2 separate regions of the Homo sapiens genome follow, and region 2 is linked to region 1. A link is an interaction called in ENCODE POLR2A ChIA-PET data of the cell type or tissue named here. Cell type or tissue: GM12878. All regions are shown on one strand. Each heading gives the region's core, and the rest is flanking DNA. Links, peaks and the distances in the headings are about the cores only. Region 1 overlaps LARP4 (La ribonucleoprotein 4). Region 2 overlaps LIMA1 (LIM domain and actin binding 1).

Region 1 (15,658 bases), core at 3,898-11,897:
AGATTCCTGAAACAACACCAATAGAGGTAAATTATTAATAATTGTTAACACTAAATGTTCTCTGTTTAAATTAAAAGAGGTTTCTTCTGCCTTTCGTGGCAAAGAAGAAAAATTGGAAGAGGTACACAAGCAAAGCATAAGTCAGTGCCTTCATCAGTTACTGTGAAAAGGTTAAATACTAATTTGTTTCATTAATTCTGAAGTACTAGGATGGTATAGAGAAAGGAAAAGATATAGTTCTATTTTCTTAGAAGGGTAGACAAAGTATTGCAGTGAAACATTCTGAATTTACTAGATTGATTCAATGGCAACTAATATATAAATAGGCTATTTTGGGAACTTGAGAATTCATCTGTAAGAATGAATGAAAAACTAGATTTTGATTAAGGATTAAGGAGGCAGGGCTGGGCGCGGGGTGGCTCATGCCTGTAATCCCAGCACTTTGGGAGGCTGAGGCAGGCGGATCGTGAGGTCAGGAGATGGAGACCATCCTGGCTAATATGGTGAAACCCCATCTCTACTAAAAATCAAAAAATTAGCCAGGCATGGTGGTGGGCGCCTGTAATCCCAGCTACTTGAGAGGCTGAGGCTGGAGAATGGTGTGAACCTGGGAGCTTGCAGTGAGCTGAGATCAAGCCACTGCACTCTAGCCTGGGTTACAGAGTGAGACTCTTTGTCTCAAAAAAAAAAAAGGGATTAAGGAGGCAGGACTAACCCTATTGTTCAGCGAAATATTATATAAAGCAAAGTTGCAGTCATAAAGATGGTATGGTACACGTACCGGAATAAAATAATATTTGAATGATACATTATAATCAATTTGACAATTAGATTCTCCCAGTTATTACTTTGCAATTATTTAAAGCCAAAGGTTTTATTGCCTGTTTTACTGATGAAATAACTGACAGTTAGGATGGTTACGTAGCTTGCTCAAGGATACAAGGGCTCTTAAATGACAGGAGTTTGGGTTTGAACATGATCTCTCTGATTCTAAAGCCCATGTTTCATAATCACTGTGCCACAGAGCTTCATGTTAAGTTGCCATGATAAGGTGATATACATTAAAGAAGATGAGGATAATTAGTAACTGACATTGTAATTGATTAGCTATTTAGAACAGAGTGTTATTTTGTTTTATTTTTTGAGACAGGGTTTCAGTCTGTCACCCAGGGTGGAGTGCAGTGGCACAGTCATGGCTTACTGTAGCCTTGACCTCATGGGCTCAAGCGATCCTCCCATCTCAGCCTCCTGAGTAGTTGGGACTACTGGCACATGCCACCATGCCTGGCTAATTTTTGTACTTTTTTGTAGAGATGGGGTTTTGCCATGTTGCCTAGGCTGTTCTCAAGCCTCTGCGCTCAAGCAATCTGTGCACCTTGGCCTCCCAAAGTGCTGGGATTACAGGCGTGAGCCACTGTGCCCCATTTCATTATCATTTTTGCGGTTATTACAATTCATATTCTGAATACATAAAGAGTTCATACACATGAAAAACAGTAAATAAAACAAGGTACCAAATGTTTTGTTGGGTTTTTGAGGAGTTTTTTGTTTTTTGCTTTTAAAATTTTTTTTTCATGTTAAGAAATTTTTCCTCAATCAATGGTTTTCTGAGACAGGTCTTGCCGTGTCACTGAGGGTGTAGTACAGTGGTACGATCATAGTTCATTGCAGCCTCAAACTCCTTGGCTCAAGCAGTCCTCCTACCTCAGCCACCCAAGTAGCTGTGACTACGGGAGCCAGCCACCATGCCCAGCCAATTTTCACTTTTTTTTGGTAAAGATGGTGTCTAGCTATGCTGTACAGGCTCATCCTGAGCTCAAGCAATTCCCCTACTTCAATCTCCCAAAGTGCTGAGATTACAGAAGTGAGCCACTGAGCTCTCAGGCTGCATTTGACCTTTGCTATTTCAGTAGATATTTTCTTTCCTTCTGTTACTTCTTAAGGATACTTAATGTTCACTTAATTTTTTTTTTTAATAAGCTTCTTTCAATCCATTAACAGTTTTACCATTTTGAGTTTTGGTAGTCACCCTTTTTCTGAATCCATATAGCTGTTGGAGTTTCTGTTTACATTTATACTAATTACGGAAAAGAGAAGATATGTTTGCACATTAACTAATGTATGTGTTGTAAGCAAAGCAACTGGATTAAATGAGAATGCGTGAAAATTTGTATTGCCTAGAAAATGTTAATGAAAGATATCACTTGTCCTGTGGGAGGCCAGGCAGGAAAAGGACAGGGGAGATTTCACTAAGCATTTAGCTTGCCACTGGAAGTGAAATACTTACGCTTTGCTTATTGTAAAATAAATCATCCCAAAATCATGTACAAAATACATCTCCTGGCCAAGTGGAGTGGCTCGTGCCTGTAATCTCAGCACTTTGGAGTGCTCAGGCGGAAGGATCGCTTGCATCCGGGAGTTTGAGACCAGACTCAAATATATCTCCTATTAACTCTGTATTTGTTTTGAAACAGCCCATCCTCAGTGGAAAAATGGGCAAAAGTTAAGTGAAGTGATAGGACCAAAGACATGAAGATAGGCTTAACATTACTAGTAAACAAACCAACAAAAAATGCCAATTATTGATGTATTTTTTAGAGTTAACTAATTTTCTTTTTCTTTTTAGGAAGTGAAAGGTTTGTTCAAAAGTGAAAACTGCCCCAAAGTGATAAGCTGTGAGTTTGCACACAATAGCAACTGGTATATCACTTTCCAGTCAGACACAGATGCACAACAGGTAAGAAGAAAACATTTTCTGATACAAGTCCATCCTAGTGGCAAAATAAGTAGTGGTATATTTTAATTGAGAAAATGTGTGTTTACACTGATGTTTATCAAGACTAGTGAGTACCTTGGTCACCCTTTTGCTTTTGCTCAATTGGTTTCCTTTTTGATCATCTTCCTAAAGTTTTTCAGTTTTGATTTAGGAAGTTTGTTTTCTGTCGATAAGAATATTAACATAACAGTTTTAAAATTAACATAGGGATCGAGAACCATGTACCTAGTGGTATTTTTAGTACATAATAGGTCTGCAATAAACAAAATTCTTGGAATTTTGACTTGATGGTTTTATTCTTTTTTTTTTTTTTGAGACGGAGTCTCACTCTGTCGCCCGGGCTGGAGTGCAGTGGCGCAATCTCGGCTCACTGCAACCTCCACCTCCTGGGTTCAAGTGATTCTCCTGCCTCAGCCTCCCAAGTAGCTGGAATTACAGGCACCCGCCACTACACCCAGCTAATTTTTTGTATTTTTAGTAGAGGTGGGGTTTCACCATATTGGTCAGGCCGGTCTCAAACTCCTGACCTCGTGATTCGCCTGCCTCAGCCTTCCGAAGTGCTGGGATTACAGGCATGAGCCACTGCACCCGGTGATGGTTTTATTCTTAATTGTTAACATGTCTTAAAGAGAAATAATCCTTTGAAACACAAATATATCTATGATAAGGGTGTTTAAAAATCACTCACAGATTTTTATTTTTTAAAACAATTTATTAGAAAGTTGATCATTTTTAAATTGGTTTCTAGGGATATTTTGGGTCTGTTTTCAATCCTAATGCATTTTGTCTGCAGTAATCCATGGTGGCTTTTCTACAATAAATATGAACTGTGATTGAGAAGGCGTTACATTTTTACTTTTTCATTCCCTGTCCACCTGCACAGTGGAATCACCTACATAATTTTGTTTTTATAGTTTAATACTAAACTCTCAACATAATAAAGATAACTTTACTGAAATGTTTGAATGCTAATGAAAGTTTTTTTTGTGCTTTGTTAACAGGCTTTTAAATACTTAAGAGAAGAAGTTAAAACATTTCAGGGCAAGCCAATTATGGTAAGAAATAGAGATCAGTGTGAAACCAGAACAGGTTTTGGTTCTCTGTATGAGAATTTAAAAAATACAGACAGATAATATTTTATAAAAACCCATAGTGACTTTCAAAAAGTTTCTGGCTTGGTCCAGGCGTGGTGGCTCACACCTGTGATCCCAGCACTTTGGGAGTCCAAGGCAGGTGGATAGCATGACGCCAGGAGTTCGAGACCAGCCTTGCCAATATGATGAAACCCCATCTCTACTAAAAATAGAAAAAATTAGCCGGGTGTTGTGGCACACGCCTGTAGTTCCAGATACTTGAGAGGCTGAGGCAGGAGAACTGCTTTAACCCGGGAGGCGTAGGTTGCAGTGAGCAGAGATTGCATCACTGCACTCCAGCCTGGGGGACAGAGCAAGACCTTGTCTCAAAAACAACAACAACAAATTTTCTGGCTTGTATTATGTGCTACTTCAGAAAATCCTTTGATAAGCCATAAAAATACTTTGTGTACAGCAATTCTTTACAAAGGGGTAACTTCAAATAGCATGAGGTTTAATTAGATGCTGATTTACAACATATGAGATAATTCCAGATCTCAAAATGAGCAATAGAAATAATTTTTAGTAACAGATGAAAAATATTCACAGTACTTTCAACCTCATCTCAATTAACTGCATCACTACGTACCATCAATACAACCATTTGGAAACCTAGGCATTGTCACTGATGACACATTTGATCCCTGTCTTTACATGTCTAATCTGTTCTCAGGTCCTGTGAAAATGCTTTCCAAAAATCTCCCATTGTTTAGGCTTGAACACTTGGAGTAGCCTCTTAACTGCTGTGTTACCAGTTTTTCCCCCCCTTAACAATCTGTTCTTCACATTGCTACCAGAGCTAGTGTTCTAAACCATAATCCAGTAACATACACTTAGTTCGACTTGATCCTCATTCCCTGTGTGCTATAGTTATTCTTATTTGTAAATGTAATACATTATTCTTACTAATCCCTCTGTGTTGAACTCTGTGTGTCACTTTCTGTTTTAAGCACTTTACATGTATTGACTCATTTAATCCTTACAGGAACCTAATGAGATAGTGCTTTTGTTTTCTTCAGTTTCCTAGTGAGGATAATAAGACACGAGGGTAACCTACCTAGTTTCACATAACTAGTAAGTGGAAGAACTAGGATAACAGTGACTTACATTTATTAAGAGGTTCTAAGAACTTACCATATTTAAATCTCATAATTGCTGTGAAGTAGGTGGGATTATTAGTTTCCATATTACAGATGAGGCTGTTTTCTAGCTGTCATTCTACTTCCTCTGTCTATGATGTTCTTCTCCCTTTTATCTTTCCCTGCTTTGAGGCTTTTATAAAGATATTCTCCTGAGTCTTCTTAATAGCTTTAAAGTTTTAAAGTATTTCAGAAGTGGGTCTTTGGTATATCTGGAATTAATTTTATATATAGTATAAGATAGGAATCTAGTTCTATTTTTCCCCATATATGGAAAGACATTTATTTCAACACTTAATTTTTTGTCATTTCTATTCTTCTGCAACTTCTGCAGCTATGAGATTTGTTTCAGATTCTCTGTTTTCTTTGAGTTCTGCTTCCCTGAACCAATATGGCTGTTTTGTTTTGTTTTGTTTTGTTTTTGAGACTGGGGTTTCTTTCTCTCTGTCACCTAGGCTCGAGTGCAGGGGCATGATCACGGCTCACTGCTGCCTCGACCTCTCAGGCTCAAGTGATCTTCCCACCTCAGCCTCCCAAGTAGCTGGGACCACAGGTGCACACCATCATGCCTGGCTAATTTTTAAATTTTTGGTAGAGTTGGGGTCTATGTTGCCTAGGCTGGTCTCAAACTCTTGAACTCAAACAGTCCTTCCATCTCAGCCTCCCAAAGTGCTGAGATTACAGATGTGAGCCACCACACCATGATTGCATTCCTGGATATCACTGTTTAATTTAATTTAATTTTATTTTCTTAATTTATTTATTTTTGAAATGGCGTTTCACTCTTACCACCCAGGCTGGAGTGCAGTGGCACAATCTCAGCTCAATGCAACCTCCACCTCCTGGGTTCAAGCGATTCTCCTGCCTCAGCCTCCGGCGTAGCTGGGGTTACAGGTGCCTAACAACCACGCCCAGCTAATTTTTGTATTTTTAGTAGAGACGGGGTTTTGCCATGTTTGCCAAGCTGCTCTCGAACTCCTGACCTCAGGTGATCCACCCACCTCGGCCTCCCAAAGTGCTGGGATTACAGGTGTGAGCCACCTTGCCTGGCCAGATATCACTGTTTTAATTATCATCATTTTATAATATCCTTATTTATTTCTGCTAGTTCTTTGTCCTTGACCCTATTTTTCAGGATTGTGTTGGCTCTTCTTAGATCATTACATTTTCAAACAATTTTAGAATATTTGTCTAGTTCCAACAAACAGCCAAACAAAATCTATAATGGAATTAATGGAATTCTGTTCAATTTATTGGTTAAATTGGGGACAGCTGGTTGTTTTAGCCTACATTATTCATTATTATGGTAACTATTATGTATTTCATTGTTAATTCAATTCATTTTTACTACTTTAAAATAATTTTGGTTGCTTTTTCTTCTTGGTGTCTTACTGATTTTTTTTAATGTTTTAATGTCTACAGATAATCACTATTTTGATTATTCCTTATACCTCCCATTTCTTATTTCTATTGCTTTTGCTGGGGGTCTCAGATATAGTAGTAAAAACACAAATATTTTATTATAAGTAATGTTTTTCTCTGCCATTTTAGTTTTTCTTTATGCTTCTTTTGATGAGCCATCACATAGCAACATAAGTTGCAAGAAAATTCACATTAACTTTTATACCATTTATTAAAATCAAATGACCTAACACCTGGAAAGACAGGTGCAGAAGCAAGGAATGCTATACTCCAATCCTGGTGGTGCTTTCTGCCACCAGCTGTTGTATCTTGAGTATGTCAGGCCAACCTGTAAGGTTCTGGTTTGTTTCTTTGTAGTGTCCATGCTCTTCATTTCTAAAGTTCTGTGATTTAGAAGTGATGACGTTGGAGGAAAGGGACATTAAGTGGATAATGTTTATCCACTCATTTCCTAATTTATTGATGATTTCATTAAGAGGCAGTGCTTCATTCTGTTTCAATTGTGATTTCTATGCCTGAAAATAACTGGTATCAGTTCCTTTCAGCCTAAGGAACTTCCATTGGTGTTTGTTACAGTACCAACCAGCAACGAATTCTCTTAGTTTTTCCTTAACTAAAAATGTCTGGTATTTCACACTCTTTTTTGAGACAGTGTCTTGCTTTATCACCCAGGCTGGAGTGCAGTGGTACAATCTCAATTCATTGCAGCCTCCTCTTGCCTCGCACCCACCCCCGGCCCGAGTTAGCTGCAACTACAGGTGCATGCCACCATGCTCAGCTAATTTTTCTACTTTTTTTGTGGTAGAGACGGAGTTTTGCTGTGTCATCCAGGTTGGTCTCTTAACTCCTGAGGGCAAGCGATCCCCCCACTAAGGCCTCCCAAAGTGTTGGGACTATAGACGTGAGCCACTGCGCCCAGCATTTGTGATGAGTATTTTCCATGGATACAGAATGCAGGGATGACAGCTAAAATTATTTTCCATTCTTTTAAGATACCATTCTGGACTCTTGTTTCTGATGAGATGTTCACCATCATTCACATGGTTCTTCCCCTGTATATGATGTGTCCTTTTTCTTTGCCTGCTGTCAAGATGTTTTATTTTTGGTTTCCAGTAGGTTGGCTATGGTGTGTCTAGTATGCTTTTACTTATTATACTTGGGAAATACTAAACTTCTTGGCTCTGTATGTTGATATTCTTTACTGCATTTGGGGAATTTCCAAATACTTGCCAAAAATTTTTTCTGCCCTCTCTTCTCCTTTCTTTTTTTGGTACTCCAATTTCATATGTTGGACTGATTGATGTCACTGAGATTCTGTTCATTTTTCTTCAACCTATTTTTGTTGTTGTTGTTGTTCTCCAGATTGGATCATTTCTGTGGATTTGGGTTCATCTTCAAGTTCACTGAACTTTTCTTTTGCTGTCCCCAATGTGATAGGACTGTCCAGTGAATATTTTAGATGCTGTATTCTAGAGTTTCCATTTTTCAAAATATTTCTTCTCTCTCTGCTGTGATTTCCCCTTAATTTCAATTTATTAGAAACATAAATGTTATCCATGAATATATGTACTTGTAAGAGCTGTATTAAAACTTTGTCTGCAGTCTGACATCTGGGTCATCTTGGAGTCCTTATTTTCCCTCCCTTTTTTTGATTCTTTTTCACCTGCAGTTCCATGCCCTGAAATATTTCTTTCATTGCCGTTTTCTTTTTTTCTTTTTTCTTTTTTTTTTTTTTTTTGAGACGGAGTCTCGCTCTGTCGCCCAGGCTGGAGTGCAGTGGCACAAACTCGGCTCACTGCAAGCTCCGCCTGCTGGGTTCACGCCATTCTCCTGCCTCAGTCTCCTGAGTAGCTGGGACTACAGGCGCCTGCCATCACGCTTGGCTGATTTATTTTTGTATTTTTTAGTAGAGACGGGGTTTCATCATGTTAGCCAGGATGGTCTCGATTTCCTGACCTCATGATCTGCCCACCTCAGCCTCCCAAAGTGCTGGGATTACAGGTGTGAGCCACCGCGCCTGACCAATTGCTGTTTTCTTGACTAGTGGTCTCTCTCTCTCCCTCTCTCTCTCTCTCTCTCTCTCTCTCTCTCTCTCTCTCTCTCTCTCTCTCTCTCTCTCTCTCTCTCTATATATATATATATATATATTTTTTTTTTTTTTTATAGACGGAGTCTCGCTCTGTTATCCAGGCTGGAGTGCAGTGGCATGATCTTGGCTCACCAAAACCTCTGCCTCCTGGGTTTCAAGCGATTCTCCTGCCTCAGCCTCCCGAGTAGCTGGTACTACAGACGCATGCCACCATGCTTGGCTAATTTTTGTAGTTTTAGTAGAGACAGGGTTTCACTATGTTGGCCAGGCTGGTCTCGAATTCCTGACCTTGTGATCCGCCCGCCTCAGCCCCCCAAAGTACTGGGATTGGAGGCGTGAGCCACCACACCCGGCCTAGTGGACTGTATTTTTAAAATAATGCTGTTTACTTGATTTTAGTTCCTTAGGGGACATTTTAACATTAAAGTGTACTATAATGTATGACATTACTTAGGTAAAAGCAATAGCCATAGTTATTTTTTAGGTCTTGTTAAAATCAGTTTGTCAAGGTTGGCCATAATTGATTTCTTATTGTTTGACTGATTGCAATTTTAGGAGTGGAGGAGGGTTCCTGGCCTATGGCTGTAAGGATCATAAAATGTATCTTTCATACATTCATTGCAGTGGTAATTTTATGCTTTCACATGTGTTATTTCATTTGATATTCCCAGCAACTTGGTGTGCCTTTGGTTTCTAATCTAACCTTCTTATATCTTCATATTATGTAGCTTGAGCATCCCAAATCCTAAATTTGAATTGCTCCAAAATCGAAAAGTTTTTGAGTACTAACATGCTGCTCAGTGGAAATGCTCATTAGAGCCTTTTGGATTTTCGGATTTGGGATACTCAACTGGAAAATACAATGCAAATATTCCTAAATACAAAAAAAGCTGGTACCAAGCATTTTGGGTAAGGCATACTCAGCCTGTGGTTTTATTAAAAGGGTCAGCAAACATTTTCTTTGAAGAGCCAAACAGTAAATATTATAGATGTTGATGGCCATGTAATTCCTGTTGCAGCAACTTGCAGGGCAAAAGCAGCCACAAGCAGTGCATAAAATGGTCTGCTTTATAAATTTACCAAGTGTTAGAGCATTTTTTTCCTTTTTAAAAGTAATATAGGAATTTGAAGCATATAAATTGATAAAATGGTATAATTAGTTACTGTTTACCCATTATCCAATTTTTTCCCCCAGTTTTATTTATTTTATTTTATTTTTTAAAGAGACAGGGTCTCACTTTGTTGCGCAGGCTGGAGTACAGTGTGCGTGATCATAGCACACTGCCACCTTGAACTCCTGGGCTCAAGGGATCCTTCTGCCTTCAGAGTAGCTAATTATTTTGTTTGTTTGTTTGTTTTTGTGGAGACAGGGTCTTGCTGTCTTCCCAGGCTGGTCTCAAACTCCTGACTCAAGTGATCTTCCCACGTTGGTCTCCCAAAGTGTTGTGATTACAGGTGTCAGGCACTGGGCCCAGCTCCGCACCACTCCCCCCCCATTTTTTTCTATTTTTTTTGAGACGGAGTCTTGCCGTGTTGCCCAGGCTGGACTGCAGTGACGCAATCTCAGCACATGGCAACCTCTGCCTCCCAGGTTCAAGGAGTTCTCTGCCTCAGCCTCCCGAGTAGCTGGGATTACAGGCACCTGCCACCACGCCCAGCTAATTTTTGTATTTTTAGTAGAGATGGGGTTTCACCATCTTGGACAGGTTGGTCTTGAATTCCTGACCTTGTGATCCACGCGCCTCGGCCTTCCAAAGTGCTGGGATTACAGGAGTGAGCCACCAGGTCTGGCCCCAGCCCCCAGTTTTAAAATTTTGGCAAAATGGACATACAATATACCATCTTAATTGTTCTTATTTTTGTTTGTTTTATCTTTTTCCCCCCATCTTAACTGTTCTTAAGTGTACAGTTTAGTGCTATTAAATACATTCACAATGATTTGCAGCCATCACTGCCATCTATCTCCAGAACTCTTTTTATAAGACTGAAACTCTATAAATGTTACCCAATTTTAACAGTTAGTAGAAAATGGCCATTGTTTCCTCTATATTCCCACTCATTTCTCTCCACAACCCCAGTCATCTTGAAGCAAATTTCAACCTTAATTTCAGATTTCATCCATAAATAAATTAAGATTTGTATCTCTATCAAGAGGGATTCTTTCCCTTTTTTTGAGACTGCGTCTTGCTCTTATGCCCAGGCTGGAGTGAAGTGTGGTCTTGGCTCACTGCAACCTCTGCCCCACTGGGTTCAAGCAATTTTCCTGCTTCAGCCTCCTGAGTAGCTGGGATTACAGGCACCCACCACCACGCCTGGCTAATTTTTGTATTTTTAGTAGAGACAGGGTTTCACCATGTTGGCCAGGCTGGTCTCAAACTCCTGACCTCAGTTGATCTGCCTGCCTTGGCCTCACAAAGTTCTGGGATTGCAGGCGTGAGCCACTGCACCCAGCCGAGATTCTTTCTTAATACATGACGACAATATCATCATTAGACTTTTAAAAATGAACAATGTCTTGAACATTATCAAGTACCTAGTCACTTTTCATATTTTCCTGATTCCCCTTCTTTCTCGTTTTTTCCTCTTTAAAAATCTGGTCTGGACACTGTGGCTCGTTCCTGTAATTCCAGCACTTTGGCAGGCAGATCACATGAGGCCAGGAGTTCCAGACCAGCATGGCCAACATGGTGAAACCCTGTCTCTACTAAAAATACAAAAATATTTAGCCAGGCTTTGTGGCTTATGCCTGTAGTCCCAGCTACTCGGGAGGCTGAGGCCCGAGAATCATTTGATCCTTGGAGGAGGAGGTTGCAGTGAGCCGAGATCACACCACTGCACCCCCAACATTGGCGGCAGAGCAAGACTGTGTCCAAAAAGAAAGTAAAATAAAAAATAAAAATCTGTAGTTTTTTCCTATAACTTTGTATTTTTTTCTTTTGGAAGTTTATGGGTAAGATAATCATTATCTGTCTTGCAGTGTTTCTTGGAATATAGATTTTGCTGCCTTTATTCTTGAGTGCAGTTTAACATGATTCTCTGTCCTTTCTCTCCTGTTTTTCATGCAAATTGGTCGCTAGATCTTTTTTTCTTTTTCTGTTTTTTAAAGACATGGCTATCATGGAAAGTAGCTAGATACTGATCTGTCTCCCATATTTCATGCATTTTGGTAGCAAGAGGCATGATGCCTTGCTACCTTGGTAGCAAGGGTTTGATTTTTGGGGCAATAGAGAGGATACAAAAGCTAGCTGCTATGCTCATTGGTCTGTTAATTCATTAGAGATTGCTAAAATTGTGGTATTTCTCTATCTATTTTTCATTTATTAGAAACTCTTACTCATCTTCATTACCCTGAGTTACAGGTTCTATGTGAAATCCATGTTACATGCTTGACTCTGGCTTTTATTACCAGTTTTTAAAAGTGTTGATTTTTTAGCCAATTTTTATCTGTTTTCGGTTTTGAATATTTAAACATATTTGGGGTGTTTACTGTTCGTGTTGATATTGGCCTCTTTGAATTGACTCCTGAGACCTTTTGTTATACAGCCATAGCAATTTTTTTTTTTTTTTTTTTTTTTTTTTTTGAGATGGAGTTTTGCTCTGTTGCCAGACTGGAGTGCAGTGGCACGATCTCAGCTCACTGCAACCTCCGCCTCCTGGGTTCAAGCGATTCCCCTGCCTCAGCCTCCCAAGTAGCTGGGACTACAGGTGTGCACCACCACGCCCAGCTAATTTTTTGTGTTTTTAGTAGAGACATGGTTTCACCATGTTGGCCAGGATGGTCTTGATCTGACCTCGTGATCCGCCCGCCTCAGCCTCCCAAAGTGCTGGGATTACAGGCGTGAGCCACCCTGCCTGGCCAGCCGTAGCAATCTTTACTGGTTACCTTGCTGTGCAGTTTGTCAAGATGTTCCAGGCTCTTACACATTTCATGCCAAAGGACTGGAGTCAACCAGTTCTTTTAAATCCTTAGGCTACTTTATGGGGAAATGGTATTTTGTGGACCACTGCCTAGACACAAGTAGTATTTGTGTCTACTGGTTTTGTCATTGTTTCTAAGCTTTTTTAGACAGAGCTGTTTAGTTTTTATGTTTTAAGACAAAAATGTAGGTTTGTACTGATGCTTACAATTTAAATTCAGGCTGTATGGTTTTCCTTTCTTCTGCCTCATGTCTGTTTCTCCTTTTTCCCATATGAAAATCTCGGAAAAAAATCCGCCTCCTGGGTTCAAGCAATTCTCCTGCTTCAACCTCCCGAGTAGCTGGGATTACAGGTGTGCACCACCATGCCTGGCTAATTTTTTGTATTTTTTTAGTAGAGATGGGATTTCACTATGTTGGCCAGGTTGGTCTTGACTCCTGACCTCAGGTGATCCACCTGTCTTGGCCTCCCAAAGTGCTAGGATTACAGGCATGAGCCATTGTGCCTGGCTGCCTTGTCTCCTGTTAATTTTTTTTTGACTTAATAGTGTATTCTGGAAGTCACTTCATAATGGTGTTTAGAGCATTTTTTCAGTTCTTTTTTACGTTTATGATACTCAGTTGTTTGGATGTACACGTTGTGTTCAACTGGTGATGGACTGTTGGGTTGCTTCTGGGGCCCATAGGTTTCCTCACCTTTTACAATTAGTGTTAGTGAATAGTCACGTGGGTATATTTTTTCCCCACAGCTTTATTAAGTTATTCTAGTTGGCAAATCAAATTGTATACATGCCTTTTTGGTATTGCAAACATTTAAAGTCAGCAATTTTGAATTACATAATACATTATTATTAACTATCATCACCCTGCTCTCCAGAACTTATTTCTTCTAACACAAACTTTATACCCTATGAAACATTTCCCCAGTCCCTGCCTCCCCCTATCCCTAGCTTATGGTAACCACCATTATACTGTCTCTATGAGTTCCACCTTGTTAGATTTCAAATACAAGTGAGATCATGCAGTGTTTGTCTTTATGTGCCTGCCCTATTTCACTTAGCATAATGTCTTCTAGGTTCATTCAGGTTGTCACAAATGACAGGATTTCCTTCTTTAAGACTGAATGGGTCTGGGCATGGTGGCTCATGCCTGTAATCTCAGCACTTTGGGAGGCCAAGGCAGGCGGATCACCTGAGGTCAGGAGTTCAAGACCAGCCTGGCCAACATGGTGAAACCCCATCTCTAGTAAAAATATGAAAATCAAGGCCAGGCGCGGTGGCTCATGCCTGTAATCCTAGCACTTTGGGAGGCTGAGGCGGGTGGATTGCCTGAGCTCAGGAGTTCCAGACCAGCCTGGGCAACAGGGTGAAACCCCGTCTCTACTAACAATACAAAAAAATTTGCTGGGTATGGCTGTATGTGCCTGTAATCCCAGCTACTCTGGAGGCTGAGGCAGGATAATTGCTAGAACCTAGGAGGTGGAGGTTGTGGTGAGCTGAGATCGTGTCATTGCACTTCAGTCTGGGCCACAGAGTGAGACTCTGTGTCTTAAAAAAAATACAAAAATCAGCCGGGCGTGTTGGTGGGTGCCTCTAATCCCAGCTACTCAGGAGGCTGAGGCAGGAAAATCATTTGAACCAGGTGGCGGAGGTTGCAGTGAGCCAAGATTGCACCACTGCACTCCAGCCTGGGCGACAGAGCAAGACTCTGTCTCAAAAAAATAAATAAATAAACAACTGAATGGTATTCCAGTGTGTGTGTACACCACGTTTTCTCCATCGATTCATTTGCTGTGGACACCGGGTTGTTTCCATATGTTAGCCACTATAAGTAATGCTGCAACACAGACAGTAGTGCAGATACCCTTCAGCATACTAATTTCATTTCCTTTGGATATACATAGGGTTGTTGGATCATACGGTACTTCTATTTTTAACTTTTTTTTGACCCAGAGTCTTGCTCTTGCCCAGGCTGGAGTGCGGTGGCACAATTTCAGCTCACTGCAATCTCAGCCTTCCAAGTAGCTGGGATTACAGGCGTGTGCCACCATGCCCAGCTGATTTTTGTGTTTTTGGTAGAGACGGGGTTTCACCATTTTGGCCAGGCTGGTCTGGAATTCATGACCTCAAGTGCTTTGCCCGCCTCAACCTCTCAAAGTGCTGGGATTACAGGCATGAGCCACTGAGCCTGGCCTATTTTTAACTTTTGAGGAATCTCCATACTAGTTTCCATACTGGCTATACTAATTTACCTTCCCAGCAACAGTGTACAAAAGTTCCCTTTTCTCCATATCTTCTCTAACACTTCCTGTTGTTTTTTTTGCTGCACCCATTTTAATAGATGTGAGATGCTATCTTGTGATTTCAACTTACATTTCTTTGATGATTAGTGATTTTGAGCATTTTTACATATGCCTGCATTTCTTTTATGAGTGAGTTTAGCATCTGTTTCATATGTTTAAGAGCCGTTTGCCTTTTTTTGTTCTGTGAACGCTGTTCATAGCATTGTTGGGCCTTTTCATGTCTGTTTTTACAATTCGTGTATTAGAGATACTAGTACCCTTGCCTGTGATGAGCTACAATTTACTGTTTTGACTTAGTTTTTTGGGAGGTTTTTACTCTGCTTGTTGTTGTTGTTTAGAGACAGGGTCTCGCTCTGTTGCCCAGGCTGGAGTGTGGTAGTGCGATCATAGCTCACAGCAGCCTCCAGCTCCTTGGCTCAAGCAGTCCTCCCCACTCTGCCTCCCAAGCAGCTAGGACTACAGGTTGCATGCCACCATGCCCAGCTTTTTTTTTTTTTTTTTCCTTGTAAGGGATGGGTCTCACTGTGGTACCCAGGGTGGCCTCGAACTCCTGGGCTCATGCGATCCTACCCCCTTGACCTCTGAAAGTGCTCAGGTTACAGGTGTGAGCCAGCACACCTGGTTATTTTGACGTGTGTTTGTGTGTGGCGGGGGGGGTTTTACCTTGTTTACTATGGTTTTTATACCATGAAAACGTTTTTATTATTTATTAATTAATTAAAGCTGTCATTTTCTTTTCTTTTGCTCTACTGATTCTACTGTAGGCAGAAATAGTATAGTCATGTAAAATATATGTTAAAATGTAAATTAAATGTATTTTTTAAAATATACACTTAATTCTTTGTTGCTATAATGTGTTCCTCTTCTAGGCAAGGATAAA
Region 2 (15,658 bases), core at 2,940-10,939, 190 kb before region 1:
CCATGTTGGGCAGGCTTGTCTTGAACTCCTGACCTCAAATGATCCACCTGCCATGGCCTCCCAAAGTGCTGAGATTACAGGCATGAGCCAGCGTGCCCAGCCAAAATAGTATGTGTTTCTATCAAGGGTCTAGCATGGTGCCTGGCACACTGATTGTAATTAATGGGTTCAGGATTGACAGTTTTGCAATCCTTTCAGCCTTCATGGAGAAAAGACAGTGAACCCAGTATACCATGAGAAGGACCTGTGAGATCCCTCTGCACTTTCTCTCTGCAAGATTAAGAAGGCCCTAAAGATGAAGCCTTTTCCAACCTCTTAACTCTCCTTAGTGCTACTATAGGACCCAAATCCTAATGAGAACTGGCTGGGCTGGACAATGACAGAATAGAGTGGTGAGAAAGGCACTGGGGAAGAGGTGAGAGCCTCACTGAAGTGACTGAGCTGGGCAAGGAAGAAAGTGAGGCCAGGAAGGGGACTGACATCCAGGGCTGGGTGTCCTGGTGAGGTCAAAACACAGGGTCACTGGGAATAAGAGTTAAACAAGTGGAAAAACAGAAGGCTCCAATCAAACAGTAGGTTCTCCAAATGCATCATTTCAGAGAAGGATTCTGAGTGATAGGTTGAGACGGGAGGCAGAGGCATGGGAGACAACATGCAGGTTGCAGAAACAGGGAAGATCAAGAAATTATGAGTCCAGGTTGGGCACAGTGGTTCACACCTGTAATCCCAGCACTTTGGGAGGCTGAGGCAGGAGGATCGCTTGAATCCAGGAGTTCAAGACCAGCCTGGGCAACATAGTGAGACGCTGTCTTTACAAAAATAAAAAATTAGACGGGCATGGTGGTGCATGCCTGTGGTCCCAGCTACTTGGGAGGCTGAGGCAGGAGGACTGCTTGAGCCTGGGAGGTCGAGTCTGCAGTGAACCATAATTGCACCACTGCACTCTAGCCTGGGCGACAGAGTATGACCCTGTCTCAAAAAAAAAAAAAAAAGAGAGAGAGAGAAAAAGAAAAGAAATTATGAGCCCAAAGTATCAGACAGGTCACTGATGTGGACCCAGTGATCCTTTAATGAGGACACCATTGGTGCCAATGGCCCTGGGGGACATTTAGACACATGTGTTAGAATCTTGTTGGGTTTTCTCCCCTATCACTTTTTTTTTTCTTTTTTGGTTGTCACAATGTCATGGGTTCATTTAGAGGAGGGCATGATGATGAATACCCTGCATGGGGAAGATCTGCCTTACCCCAAATGCTACAGCACCCCCAGTGAGAAACACTAAAAAAAAAAAATGATGCTAGAAGCCAGCGTCCCCTGGAGGCTGGCACGCCACTGCAATGAAGGGGAGGATAACAGTGCATTATAGTTAGATGTGAGCCTGAAAGCACATGTCTAGAACTTCAGAAGCAGGCATGAGAAACAATGAATGGGAAACATTATTGGAGATATAGAAGAGTAGCAACCCTGGCCCCCAAAATATTTCAGGGAAGCATGTGCAGAAGGAGCAGGCAGCCAGGCCGGGCGTGGTGGCTCACGCCTGTAATCCCAGCACTTTGGGAGGTCGAGGTGGGCAGATCATGAGGTCAGGAGTTCAAGACCAGCCTGACCAATATGATGAAATCCCATCTCTACTAAAAATACAAAAATTAGCCGGGCATGGTGACATGTGCCTGTAATCCCAGCTACTCGGGAGGCTGAGGCAGGAGAATCGCTTGAACCCAGGAGGCGGAGGTTGCAGTGAGCTGAGATTGCACTATTGCACTCCAGTCTGGGTGACAGAGTGAGACTCCATCTCAAAAAAAAAAAAAAAAAAAGAAAGAGCAGGCAGCCACTGCTCAAACACAGAATGCATGTCATGCATGTCAAGGGAAAGCCAAGTTTAGTTAAAGACAGGTGGGGCTAAGGAGGGTGAAAAGGGTAAGAACGTGGAGAAGTTTCTGTGCAGGACAGGGAGTTTCCAAGTCCCATAATCACATCTCAACACCGTCTGATATCCTTCCCTTTCTCTCTATTCCTGTTCCCCCTTGACCCCCAACAGCTTTCACTTGGGTTCCCAAGAGAGCCTCATAAATTGTCTCCATGTTACCAATCTCTCACCTTTCTAATATAGCTTTACACTGTTGCCAGAAGGCTTTTTCTAAAATACCGGTCTGATCATGTCACTCTCCCCACATGAAAACCAATTGCGTTCCCTGGTTTTCTTACTAAATCCTAACCTTAGCAGAGCATCCGAGGTCTTCCATCTGGCCCTAAATGAATTACACCAGTTCCTTCTCCCTTCTGTATTTTTCCATGGCAGACTGCTTGCTTTCCTATTCCCTTTATTCGTGTTCAGCTTCCATAATCCTTTGCTTCAATCTCCTATCTTAGACTCGACTCATTCCACTTCAAGCTCACTGCTTTGACTCCACAAGTCCATCCCTTCCACTACCAGTGCTTCTTAAACTTCCCTGAAGGTAAAAATTACCTGGGATACTTGTTAAAAACATAATTTCCTGGACTCTATCCACACATACTGAATCAGAATATAGGATGATTTTAAAACATGTCCAGGCCAGGCACAGTGGTGTGTGCCTATAGTCCCAGCTACTCAGAAGGCTGAGGTGGGAGGATTGCTTGAGCCCAGGAGTTTGAGGCTGCACTGAGCTGTGTGGTCACACCACTGCACTCCAGCCTGGGTGACAGAGTGAAACCCTGTCTCAACATTTTTTTTTTAATTAAAAAAATTTAAAATGTCCAAAAAATTCTGACATTCCTCCTATCAGAGAAGGTGGAGTCAAATTGCCCTTCCCCGAAATGAGTCAGCTTTAGTGACTCACTTCTAATGAAGTGAATGTGGTAAAAGTGATACTGTATGACTTCCGAGGCTAGGTCATAAAAGGCAACACAACTTTGAACTCCCCCTTTTCTTCCCTCCTTCCCTCTGTCTCTGGATGATTGCCCTGGGAACTGAGCCACCAAGCCAAACAGCCACATGGAATGGCCATGTGTAGGTGTTCCTACCATGGCCCCAGCTGAGATCCCAGATGACAGCATCAACCGCCTGACTTGTGAGTGAGCCAGCCTTTTGATGATTACAGCTCCCAGCCTTTGGGCCACCCTGGCTGATGCTAAGTAGAGCAGAGATCCTGCCCAAACTGGAGCTTCAAAAGCAAAATAAATGCTGGAATTATTATTATTATTATTATTATTATTATTATTATTTAAGACAGAGTCTCGCTCTGTTGCCCAGGCTGTAGTGCAGTGGCACGATTTCAGCTTACTGCAACCTCCGCCTCCTGGGTTCAAGCAATTCTCCTGCCTCAGCCTCCTGAGCAGCTGGGACTACAGTACAGGCATGTGCCACCATGCTCGACTAATATTTGTATTTTTAGTAGAGACAGGGTTTCACCATGTTGGCCAGGCTGATCTTGAACTCCTGACCTCAAGTGATCCACCCACCTCGGCCTCCCAAAGTGCTGGGATCACAGGCATGAGCCACCGCGCCTGACCGGATGTGTTCTAATGAAGTTTTATTTACTAATCAGCAGCCAGTGGGCTGTAGTGTGCCTGTGTAGGTTACACTTTTCAGCAGAACTTCGTGCAATGATGAAATGTTTCTGTGCTGTTCAATACGACAGTCACCAACAAGTAGTTACTGAGCACTTGAAAAGTGATAAATGCAGCTGGTAAACATTTAAAACTAAATTTTAAATGTTATTTAATTTTAATTAACTTAAACTGAAATAGCCACCTATATAGTGGCTACCACATTGGAAAGTGCAGGTATAGAGAGTGCTTAACGCACCATTCAACCAAATCAAAACTCGCCTCAACACTCATCTCAACCAGAAAGCCTTCCTGATGAGCTCCTGTCTGTGATGCTCTGTCTCTTATTCTGTACCTAATCCTCACTCCTATTCATTTTAGACTTGCTGATATTTTGCTTTATAATTATTTCATAATTATCTTTTTTAAAATAATTTTTGTGTCTATAACTGTTTCTTCCACAAACTAAACAAAAATTCAAAGAATAGAATGTATCTTCTGATTATTACCCTCCTCCTCCTTCTCCACAGTACCTCATATAGTGTTTAAAATCCACGAGGCGCCCAATAAAATTATTTTACATTATGTACTTCCTTCACCAATTTCCCTGACAGGTGGCAATGTGTGCTCCAGACAGATGGTCCTTTTGGACCAGGATCAGCACTTACTTGGAGAATATTTCCACAATAGCCGATGACTTGTTCTTGTTGACAAGAGAAAGTTCTTTGGCTGTTACCCTCAATGATAGTGAGGTCCATTGCCGTCTATTAAATGGAGATGATTCCATCTTGTCTACAGACACTGAAATACCTATGCAATAAAGAAAGTCAGAACATTAGACACAGAAGAGGATTCTCCAACATCCAAGGATTGGCAGTGGTGTGGTAGAGCCCTAAACTTGCAGACCACACTCCTCCACTGTTCTCCCCCAAACTGTGTAACCTTGGTCAAATGATCCAATATCTTTGGGTTGTGGTTTCTTATAAAAGGAGGCTACACCAGATGACCTTTAAGGTCCCTTCCAGTTCCATTTTATGACTGACCCCACTGTGCAAACATCAATTGGCCTTTCCCTGAACTGAAGTCTGTTCCAAAGTCACATTTGGAGTGAAATGTTTCCCTCTTCTGAATTACATCCCAGGGGAGGTACAGTCAGCATCTCAGTAGAGCCAGGTCCAAATTAGTTTCTACCTACATTCAAGTTTCTTTTGGCTGCCCTCTCTCCCCAAGCTCTGCAGCACTGGCCACTCAGTGCCAGGGAGAGAGCTGGGGGCGCAGCGTGGTGTAATAGGAAGAGCAGGGCTTTAAGGTGAGACAGACTTCGGGGAAATCCTAACTTTGTTACCTTGAACATATTATGTAATATTTTCCATTTCACTTTCTTCAGCTAAAAAATAAGGATAATATCTATCTTTAGGAGGTTTTGATATAGATTTAAGGAGATAATATATTTAAAATACTGGGTATATTACAGTAGTATTAAGAGCATTTTAAGTATAATTATTATCATTGACTCTTGTTATAATTCTCATTTTAAAGCCTTTATCAAGGAGAAGTATAATGTACTTTAAGTTCAGGAGACAAACCCTATTTTCCAACATCCCTTTCAGCCAAAGAATACATAAAGCCATACCCTTGATATCACCTAGTCCCTACCCATTAATCTGGATCGTTTGGTTATTTTGCCCCACTAATTACCAAAGGAAAGGAGTTCCAACCTTTGTCCAGAAGACGAGAGATTAGAAATGAGTCAACAGTTTCCTTATTTGAAGAGTGAAAAATATAAAGTACCACTTTGTTTCTGATCCAGGAGTCTTGAAAACTAAAAAAAAATAATAATAAAGTACTGCTAATTCACAGCTTACCAGAAGTAAAAGAAAAATAAAGTACTACTTGCAGCTCTTGGCAACCGAAGAGCATAACTGATCTGGTTGAATGTATGGTTCATCAGGTACTGCTTTCAATAACCTTGACAACTGTAGAACACAGAGAGTATTTAAATCCAGCAACTCAAGCTGCCATTTCACATTAAAAGTCCTGGGTCAGGCTGGGCATGGTGGCTCATGCCTGTAATCTCAACACTTTGGGAGGCCGAGGTGGGTGGATCACTTGAGGTCTGAGGTCAGGAGTTTAGGACCAGCCTGACCAACATGGTGAAATCCTGTCTCTACTGAAAACACAAAATTAGCCAGGAGTGGTAGCGCATGCCTATAATCCCAGCGACTTGGGAGGCTGAGGCAGGAAAATTGCTTGAGGCAGAGGTTGCAGGGAACCGAGATCACACCATTGCACTCCAGCCCAGGCAACAAGGACGAAACTCCGTTTCAAAAAAAAAAAAAAAAAAAAAAAGGTCCTGGGTCAGACATGGTGGTTCATACCTGTAATCCCAGCACTTTGGGAGGATAGCTTGAGGCCAGGAGTTTGAGACCAGCCTGGGTAACATAGCAAGACCCCCTCTTCTCTACAAAAAATTAAAAATTAGCTGGGCGTGGTGGCACACACCTATAGTCCTAGCTACTAGGCCCAGGAGTTGGAGGCTACAATGAGCTATGAATTGCGCCACTGGACTCCAGCCTGGGTGACAGACCAAGATGTTCTCAAAAAAAAAAAAAAAAAAAAAAAAAGTCCCGTGATGCAGAATAAGCAATGGACAATTCTAAAAGACCACACTACTACTGTTCTACATGTAATATTTGTTCTTCCAATGAAATCCTTGTCGGAAAATAATACTAGTTTTGTTAATATGTTTTAATCCTCATGTTGGAAGGCATAGTATGCCCTTTAATGGTAAGGAGCTCTGGGTTAGAGACAGATAAGTCTAAGTGGGAATGTTGGCCTCATCACTTAATGAAAAGTTTCCCTAAAACTTGGATTTCTCATCCATAATAATAGCATTTACTTCACAGTATTCTTATGAGAAATAAATAAGATAAAGAAGAAAAGACCCTGATACAGAATAAGTAAGCAATAAATGTTACTGTTTAGTGTTTTTAATGTTTTCTTTTCTTCCTGAACAAAATAATCTTAATTCTATACATGTACTTTGCAATAAACTGGAATGTACCAAATAATACATGATACCTATTTGTCTATCTGGTATTAAACTGGCAGACTCACCAAACAATGCCAGCCCCTTCTCTAAGATGAAAAAGACACAGAAGCAACAAACATTTCAGCTAAACTTAACTATATAAAACTATCATAGTTTTTTTTAAACTCTGTAAGGCAAGTTAAGGAAATGCTAATGAATGCTTTAAGATATTATTTGGTAGAAATATACTACCAATATAGTTGTGGGTATAAATACTGTCAGTTCTTCCATAAAGATCAACTCTGGATCAAAGGGGAAAAAATATATACAAGATACATTTGCAGGCCAGGCACGGTGGCTCACACCTGCAATCCCAGCACTTTGGGAGGCCGAGGCAGGCAGATCACTTGAGGTCAGGTGTCCAAGACCAGCCTGACCAACATGGTGAAACCCAGACTCTACTAAAAATACAAAAATTAGCCAGGTGTGGTGGTACACCCCTGTAATCCCAGCTACTTGAGAGGCTGAGGCAGGAGAATCACTTGAACCCTGGAGGCAGAGGATGCAGTGAGCTGAGATCATGCCACTGCACTCCAGCCTGGGTGACAGAGTGAATGAGACTCCACCTCAAAAAAAAAAAAAAAAAAAGGTATGTTTCTAAAAAAGGAAAAGGATTTATTATTTGAGATACCGAGCACGATAAAGAAAAAAAAGGTTAACTCCCAAGTCTAAGTCCGTGGTTTTGATTACTCCCAGCCAGAAAGTTAAGAAAAGTCAGAACATCTATTTTGGTATACAGCTAGGAGAGGCACACAGTTCTTAGAGTTCTTACACTCAGGGAATGAGATGACTCTCACCCTGACCACACTTGTCTTCACAGAAGCATAATGTTATTTCTTAGCAATGTGATTAGTACCTATGAAACAGATAAACGTGAGAATCAATACATGATTTTTGATAGACTCTGGTACCAGGCTATTGAATAACTACTTCTTATGAGATGTAGGGAGATGTCCCTGCCTGAATGGTGTACATAATCTACTGTGCTTGCTGACATACACACAAATATTTATAGTACAAGACAGAATGTGGTTAGAGGCTATGCGTGGTGTAGGAATACAAGACCTGATTTTCTGGCTTTGTGAGAGGGAAAGGAAAAGATATCAGATGACTTGGGACTTAAAGAACGGGCAGAATTTCATCAAAGTGAAGGCAGGAGGAGGAAGGAGGAGAATAGCATTAGCACCTTTGGGGAGTGAGTTAAACTCTAGGTGCAAGAGAAGTTGAAGATAGACAAGACTTGGCCAGGTGTGGTGGCTCACGCCTATAATCCCAGCACTTTGGGAGGCTGAGGCAGGCGGATCACCTGAGGTCAGGAGTTTGAGACCAGCCTGCCCAAGATGGCCAAACCCCATCTCTACTAAAAATACAAAAAATTAGCTGGGCGTGGTGGCACGCGCCTGTAATCCCAGCTGCTCGGAAGGCTGAGGCAAGAGACTCTCTCGAACCTGGGAGGCGGAGGTTGCAGTGAGCCGAGATTGCACCACTGTACTCCAGCCTGGGTGACAAGAGCGAAACTGTCTCAAAAAAAAAAAAAAAAAAAAAAAGACATAATGGGGCCTGACTGGGAAGAAAACCATGCTAAGGAGTTTGGGCCATATTTCAATAGTGGGAAGAAGTAACCCATGAGTGATCAGAGATTAGGTCTAATCTTATGTGCTATTTACTTAGCACATGCATGGTTTTTATAACAAAAAAAGTTTCTGATCCTCAATATCCACACCTGTAAGATAAGATCTCTGTAGTGGATTAACCACAGTCTCTCTGGTGGAACACAGAAAGTTTCTGAAAAAGCATGTAACATGACTAACATCATATTTTAAAATATTATTCAGCAGTAGTGTGCAACTTGCTAAGAGGGAAAAAGACTGGAGTCTAAATTACTAGTCAAGAAGATCCTGAAACTAAGTGAGAGGTAATCAAGGTTTAAATTCGTAAATTAATTAGGGTAGGTGGAAATGGAAAAGTGGGAAGAGAGAAATTGACAGTTCTTAGAATAAAATGAACTTAGGGTAAAAGAGAATCAAAGCTGGCATCATCAAACCCGAATGATGGAAGGCTGTTGATTCCATTAACAGAGACAGTAAATATAGAAAGAAGAGGGAAAATGATGAGTGTTGATTTACACATGTTGAGACATACATGTCAGCAAGAGAAATCCAAATGATATACAATAGGAAACTACAAATTCAAAGCTAAAGTTAGAAATCCGACTCTTGGAAGATTTTAAGACACTAACTTTATGCTTTGCATATATCTCAATCCTCACAATCATTCTACAGGATTGGTTTTATTGTCTTATATTTATGGTAACGAAATTGAGATTCAGACATATTAACTTTACAAAGATCACTTAGCTATAAAGTAGCAGAGCTGGGATTCAAACGCATATTCTGTTTGATTCCAAAGTCCATTTTCTTTCAACTACAATTAATGAAGAATGATTAAAACCGCCACTTTTAGCCAATGTAGAAAACCAGCTAGAAAAATCCCTGAACCACCTAGCTGAAAACCCATACAAATTATTTTTCAGTAAGAGAATAGTGGTGAGTATCTTCCCAGAGTGGTGAATATCAGAGATAATCATTCCTGCTTTCAGGGAAACTTAAAAGTTATCCTGGGCTCACTTGGAATACCCTCCATTGTAGTAACTGGCTTTCATTGGCCTGCATTAAAGGTGTGGTATTGGGGCCAGCATGGTGGCTCACGCCTGTAATCCCAGCACTTTGGGAGGCTGAGGCAGGCGGATCACCTGAGGTCAGGAGTTCCGGACCCAGTCTGGCCAATGTAGCAAAATCCTGTCTTTACTAAACATACAAAAAATTAGCCAGGCATGGTGGCAGGCGCCTGTAATCCCAGCTACTTGGGAGGCTGAGGCAGGACAACTGCTTGAACCCGGGAAGCAGAGGTTGCAGTGAGTCGAGATCATGCCATTGCACTCCAGCCTGGGCGACAGAGCGAGACTCTGTCTCAAAAAAAAAAAAAAAAAAAAGAAAGGTATATTATCTCTCCCCACCCACACAGTCTCTCTCAGATATGAGTTCCATTTTCAGACTTTCAGACTCCAAAACCCATTCTCTTCAGTCATATGCATTCTACTACCACATGAACTGTGAAGGAAGAACTGCTGGATTGGAAGACAGTTGGCTGCAAGAGTTAAAGGAAACATATAACAAAAATAAACACAGATTTTTAGCTTCAGAGACTAGAAGGATCGTTGCATGACAAATAAATGGTATACATAGAAAGGGGAACAGTTTGCTGAGAAGGAAGATGCCTTCAGTTTCAGATACAAATGGCAGATTTTTTTCATTAAGAAAGTAGCTTGGAAATCAAGTAACCAAATCCCCTTTTTTACAGTGAGGAAACTGAGATGCATAAAGCTCCAATCATTTTCCAAAGTCACCAGCTGGTTAGTATTAGAGCTAGAGTTCTAACTCCCAGGATCAATGTTCTTTTATCAAACCAGGTAGCTTGAGATGGGCCACTAAATTGTCCTAGGGTAGGGTAAGCTGTAGCTTGGAGATAAAGATCTCTCGAACAAAGGTCCTTGAAAAGTTGAAGAGTGACTCACTGGGAAATCTGCCCCAGGTATCTGCTTCCTCAAGCTGTTGCTTACGGTGAGGCCGGTAACTGCTCCAAGAAACCTATTCTAATAAATTCATTTACAGACTCTCCTGACCAAGGAAACTGTCTCTCAGAAACCAGGCTTGGACAAAAACAGCCGGGCGCGGTGGCTTATGCCTGTAATCCCAGCACTCTGGGAGGCTTAGGTGAGTGGATCACTTAAGTTCAGGAGTTCGAGGCCAGCCTGGCCAACATGGTAAAACCCTGTCTCTACTAAAAATACAAAAATTAGCCAGGCGTGGTGGTGCATGCCTGTAATTCCAGCTACTCGGGAGGGTGAGGCAGAAGAAAAATTGTGTCACTGCACTCCAGCCTGGGCAACAGCACAAGACTCTGTCTCAAAACAAAACCAAAAAAAACAAAACAAAAAAAAACCACCAAACCAAACCAAAAAATAAATGAGCTGGCCCTGCAACCAGCCCTCCCCAAGCCACTAATAAAATCCTGTTCTTATATATCCGATCTCAGTGGCCTCCTCTCTTTTTTTTCTCCTGAGATGGTTACTTATTCAAGCTGTATGGCTTCCTGAACATAGCCTCAAAAAATTAGAACAAAGTAAAAACTACAAACTCACTTATGAAGAAAAAATGGGCCACATGTGGTGGCTCATGCCTGTAATCCCAGCACTTTGGGAGGCCGAGGCAGGCAGATCACATGAGCTCAGGAGTTTGAGACCAGCCTGGGCAACATGGTGAAACCCTGTCTCTACAAAGAAAAAATACAGAAAACTATCTGGCCATGGTGGTGTGTCTGTGGTCCCAGCTACTCAAGAGGCTGAGGTGGGTCACTTGAGCCTAGAGGTTAAGGTTGCAGTGAGCCGTGATCACACCACTGTACTCAACCTGGACTATAGAGCCAGACCCTGTCAAAAAAAAAAAAAGAAAAGAAAAGAAAAAAAAAAGTAAAGAAAAGAAAGAAAAGAAAGGAAAGAAAGAAAAGAAAAACATTATTTTTAAGAAATAGATTGTAGAGTTTTAGTTTTTCTACCAACCTCTCTTCCCAATTTGAATGTCATCAGGTAAAAGGGAGCAATTAAAAGAAAAAAAAAAACTAAAAAACTTCAAGTTGCAAAGGGAATTTTAAATAAAAGCAACATGAAATACATTGCTACATAATGTTTTTTCAGAAAATTACATTTCTAAATTTATATTTCTGTACAAAAATAGTGACTAAATTCACATTCTTGAACATTTTTTGGAAGTTAATAGTTATTTATTTTTTTTTTGAGATGGAGTCTCACTCTGTCGCCCAGGCTAGAGTGCAGTGGCGCAATCTCGGCTCACTGCAACCTCCGCCTCCCAGGTTCAAGCAATTGTCCTGCCTCAGCCTCCTGGGTAGCTGTGATTACAGGCATGTGCCACCACACTCGGCTAATTTTTTTTTTTGTATTTTTAGTAGAGATGGGGTTTCACCATGTTGGTCAGGCTGGTCTTGAACTCCTGACCTCATGATCCGCCCGCCTCGGCCTTCCAAAGTGCTGGGATTACAGGCGTGAGCCACCGTGCCTGGCTGGAAGTTAATAGTTCTTTAACCTTTTTTTTTTAAACTTTTTTTTTTAAACATGGACTGCTTCACAAATTTGTGTGTTAACTTCACACAGGGACCATGCTAATCTTCTCTGTATCATTTCAACTTTAGTATATGTATGACTGAAGTGAGCACTCACCTTTTATTCTGAAACAATTTCATACATAAGAGTTGCAAAAACAGTACAAGAGTTCCCATATACATTTCACCTAGCTTTATCTTATATTACCATAGTACAATTAGCAAAACTAAGAAATGAGCACTGGTACAATACTATTAACTATAGACTTTATTGAAATTCCACCAGTTTTTTAATTAACGTCTTATTTCTGTTTCAGGATCATACACTGCATTTAGTTGTCGTGTCTTCCTAAGTCTACCCCAATCTATGACAGTTACTCTGCTTTTCCTTGTCTTTCATGACCTCGATATTGTTGAAAGTATTGGTCAGATATTATGTAGAATGTTCCTCAATTTGGGTTTCTTGGTTTCTCCAATAAAATAGAATCAAGACTCCTTGGAGAAGCGGTTGATTCCAGAGCTGGGGAAGGGCAAATACAAGATCAGCCTGGAACATCTTGCAATACTCAAAAGACAAAACAAAAAAAAGTTTTTTTAAAAAACATGATATTTTCTCAGATTAGATTGAGATTATAAATGTTTGAAAGGAATAATCCAGAGTTGATGTTCCCTTCACAGTGCATCATATCAGAGGGTACGTGATGTTGATGTGATGTCTTATTACTCACGACATTAGCCTTGATCACATGGTTAATGTGGTATATCAGGTTTCTCCTCTGTAAAGTTATTATTTGTTTTCCCTTTGTAATTCATAAATATTATGAGGGAGAACTTTGACTCTGTTTCTCCTTAAACTTTTTCCCATTAATTTTAGCATTCATGGGTGTGTCTTGCTTATGGCAATTATTACTGGTATTCTAATGGTGATTTTCTGTTACTGTCATCCTTTCTACATTTATTAATTGAAATTCTTCTATAACGAAGATTTGTTCTCCCTCATTTATTCAACCATTTACTTAGAAGATTTTACATTACTTAGAACCATTTACATAGAGATGAAGTCTCCCTATGTTGTCCAGGCTGGTCTCAAATTCCTGAGCTCAGATGATGTTGAAGGCCGAAAGAGTGAGGGTCGTGATCAACTCAGTATACCACTGGAGGCTATATGAGTAAACAGCAAACTGTTCTCATGAATGCAGAATGTTGGCAAACTGACAAATTGCATCTGCCACCCAGAAGGAATGCTGAGGGCAGTCACACCAGCAGTGTTTCTTGTGATTAGGCATAATTGATACCTGTTAACAGTAATATGAACCTGTGATCAATTAAGCAGCTGACCAATCGTTACCTCCTCCTCCCTGCTCTTTCTACCCAATAAATACAAAGGGCTGTGGAAGCTCAGTGGGCTGCCTTTGCTCACTAGAAGCAGGGAACTCTCTTTTTCTTCCTCTGACCCCTTCCTTTAAAATAGTTACTTTTAAGTTTTCATTTCTGCTTTCCACACCCTTAGTTCAGTCTTATAATGATGGTCTCAAGTAGTAACAGTAGTAACTGTCATAGTGATGGTCTCAAGTAGTAACCTTGGCAGTATGCCACAAGATGATCTTCCTGCTTCGGCCCTCCAAAGTGCTAGGATTACAGGCATGAGCCACCACGTCCAGCCCAACCATTTATTTATATTAGGATGGTTTCATAGATAGTTACTTTATTCCCTGTATTATAATCCAATACTATCCTTATTTTATTGCTTAAATTGTTCCAGCTCTTGGAGTTTTTGGCTTGGCTCCAGTGTTCTCTCAACTTGCCCTGTTTTTTGTTTGTTTTGTTTTTAGCACTTCCTTACTTTCTAGCACTGCAAGATGTTCCAGGCTCGTCTTGTATTTACCATGCCTCAGCCCTGGAATCAACTATTTCCCCAAGGAGCCCTGTTTTCTTTTATGGGAGAAGTTAGCATCTGGGCACTACTAGTTATGCTCATTGCCACTGAGATGTCACTGCTTCTAGGCGTCTTAGTGGACAAAACCAAGAATTATATGTATGTATACTGGCCCATGTATACACACTGCTTTTTGTGTGTGTGTGTGTGTGTGTGACAGAATCCACTGTCACCCAGGCTGGACTGCAGTGGTGCAATCACAGCTCACTGCAGCCTACCTCCTGAGCACAAATGATCCTCCCACCTCAGCCTGCCAAGTAGCTGGGACTAGACACATGCCACCGCGCCTGGCTAATATTTTAAATTTTTTTGTAGAGACAGAGTCTCCCCGTATTGTCCAGGCTGGTGTCAAACTCCTGGGCCTAAGTGATCCTCACGCCTCAGCCTCCCAAAGTGCTGGGATTATAGGTGTGAGCCACTGTGCCTGGCCTATAGGCACACATTTCTTTATTTAGCTCTATATCTACCTATACTTTTTTTTTTTTTTTTTTTTTTTTTCTGAGATGGAGTCTCACTCTGTCACCAGGCTGGAGTGCAGTGGTGCGATCTCGGCTCACTGCAACCTCTGCCTCCCGGCTTCAAGCCACTCTCCTGCCTCAGCCTTCTGAGTAGCTGGGACCGCAGGCATGCGCCACCACACCCGAGTAATTTTTGTATTTTTAGTAGAGACAGGGTTTCACCATGTTGGCCAGGATGGTCTCGATCTCTTGACCTCGTGATCTGCCCACCTCGGCCCCCCAAAGTGCTGGGATTACAGGTGTGAGTCACCGCGCCCAGCCCTATAAAAATTTTATAAACTATAAATTCATACTGATATTTCTGACTCCAGTCTAGCATCACAAGGTTCATTCTAGTATTCCCTCTTGGCTTATTTATAACTTCTTTCTCTGATAGTAAAAAGCCTAACCCCACAGAACTTTGATTTCTGAAAACAGATCTAGAATCTCTAAAATTATGCCATAACCAGCTTCTCCTCCCATGATACACCGTATATTTTTTTCACTCCATTTGAAATGTTATCCCGTACTCAACCTATTCACCTTAAAAGACTCAAGTGAAAGAACACACATGGCCCTTTTCCAAACTGCCCTAGCCCTATTCCTAATCAGCATAAGTCAATCCCCCTGCCTTATAATAATTTCATAATTCCTACTCAATAGCAAGATATTTGAAGTCAGAAGACAGATCTACTTTGTCTTTTAACCTTCTGACATCTAGTATTTAATACATTGCTTTCTAAATAGAAAGAACTCTATAAATACGCCTTCCATAAAATTACACATAGCTTTAAGTTTTATCTGAAACACAATTAGTACAGAAACTGAATGCTTATCCTGCAGTCCCAAGACTAGTTATGAGGAAGCATATATTTTTCAGAACTGTGAATTACCCAGTAATTTTAGCTTATTCAAACTCTCATATAAACTCACAATATAAAAAAATGGAACCACTAAATAACATCAAATGTTATAAATAAAAAGCTCACTACTCTATTATTCAGAAACATGATGATAGACAAGTCTGCAGGCATGTTAGAATAATCACTGCTACTGTTCTTGGAAGAGCTTCAGGTATGTGTAGAAACATGAATCTAGACAATAGCACAATTGTAACATTGACCAAATTCCCAGGGGTCAACAAGAATGTAAATGTTTACATCAGGACAGACTCACTTCAATAATATTTGATCTCTTTATCGCCTTTTAAAGGATATTTTGTGCCTTCAAAAACACTAAGACCCAGAGCAAAAGCAACAAAAATGAGGCTGTGTAATTGAGAATAAATTCCACTTTTCTCTTTTCTTGCAGAATCCTCTTTTCCTACCTCCACTCTTACTCCCAGGAATCAATAAAGAGTCAGTCTCTCTCCCTTCTCTGAGCGAGCTCACTTACTCTCAACTCATCAAAAGTCACTTATTCCACATGATT

Evidence for each region. Peaks named below come from ENCODE experiments on the same cell type or tissue, not always from the same donor. Only the 100,000 strongest peaks of a DNase experiment are listed, where the experiment ranks them.
Region 2: POLR2A ChIA-PET joins it to region 1 with 16 read pairs; 2 of 35 experiments call an interaction of 5 or more read pairs at or near these places.

The regions. Positions count from the first base shown.
Region 1 is chr12:50,437,813-50,453,470 of GRCh38, forward strand. LARP4 (La ribonucleoprotein 4) reads left to right here. Exons shown (of 16, transcript NM_052879.5): 6 at 1-26; 7 at 2,627-2,737; 8 at 3,778-3,831; 9 at 15,648-15,658. Among named protein-coding and RNA genes, the nearest start is that of SNORD133, 11 kb to the right of the region's middle. In GM12878, for the core only: no CTCF peak of the experiment used is centred there; a DNase peak (open chromatin) is centred at 4,980; H3K27ac peaks cover 756 bases.
Region 2 is chr12:50,244,437-50,260,094 of GRCh38, forward strand. It overlaps LIMA1 (LIM domain and actin binding 1), which reads right to left. Exons shown (of 11, transcript NM_016357.5): 2 at 4,197-4,338. The coding sequence starts at 4,315. It also overlaps the pseudogene RNU6-1093P. Among named protein-coding and RNA genes, the nearest start is that of MIR1293, 18 kb to the left of the region's middle. RefSeq lists a silencer at 2,534-2,583. In GM12878, for the core only: no CTCF peak of the experiment used is centred there; a DNase peak (open chromatin) is centred at 9,739; H3K4me3 peaks cover 2,825 bases; H3K27ac peaks cover 3,861 bases.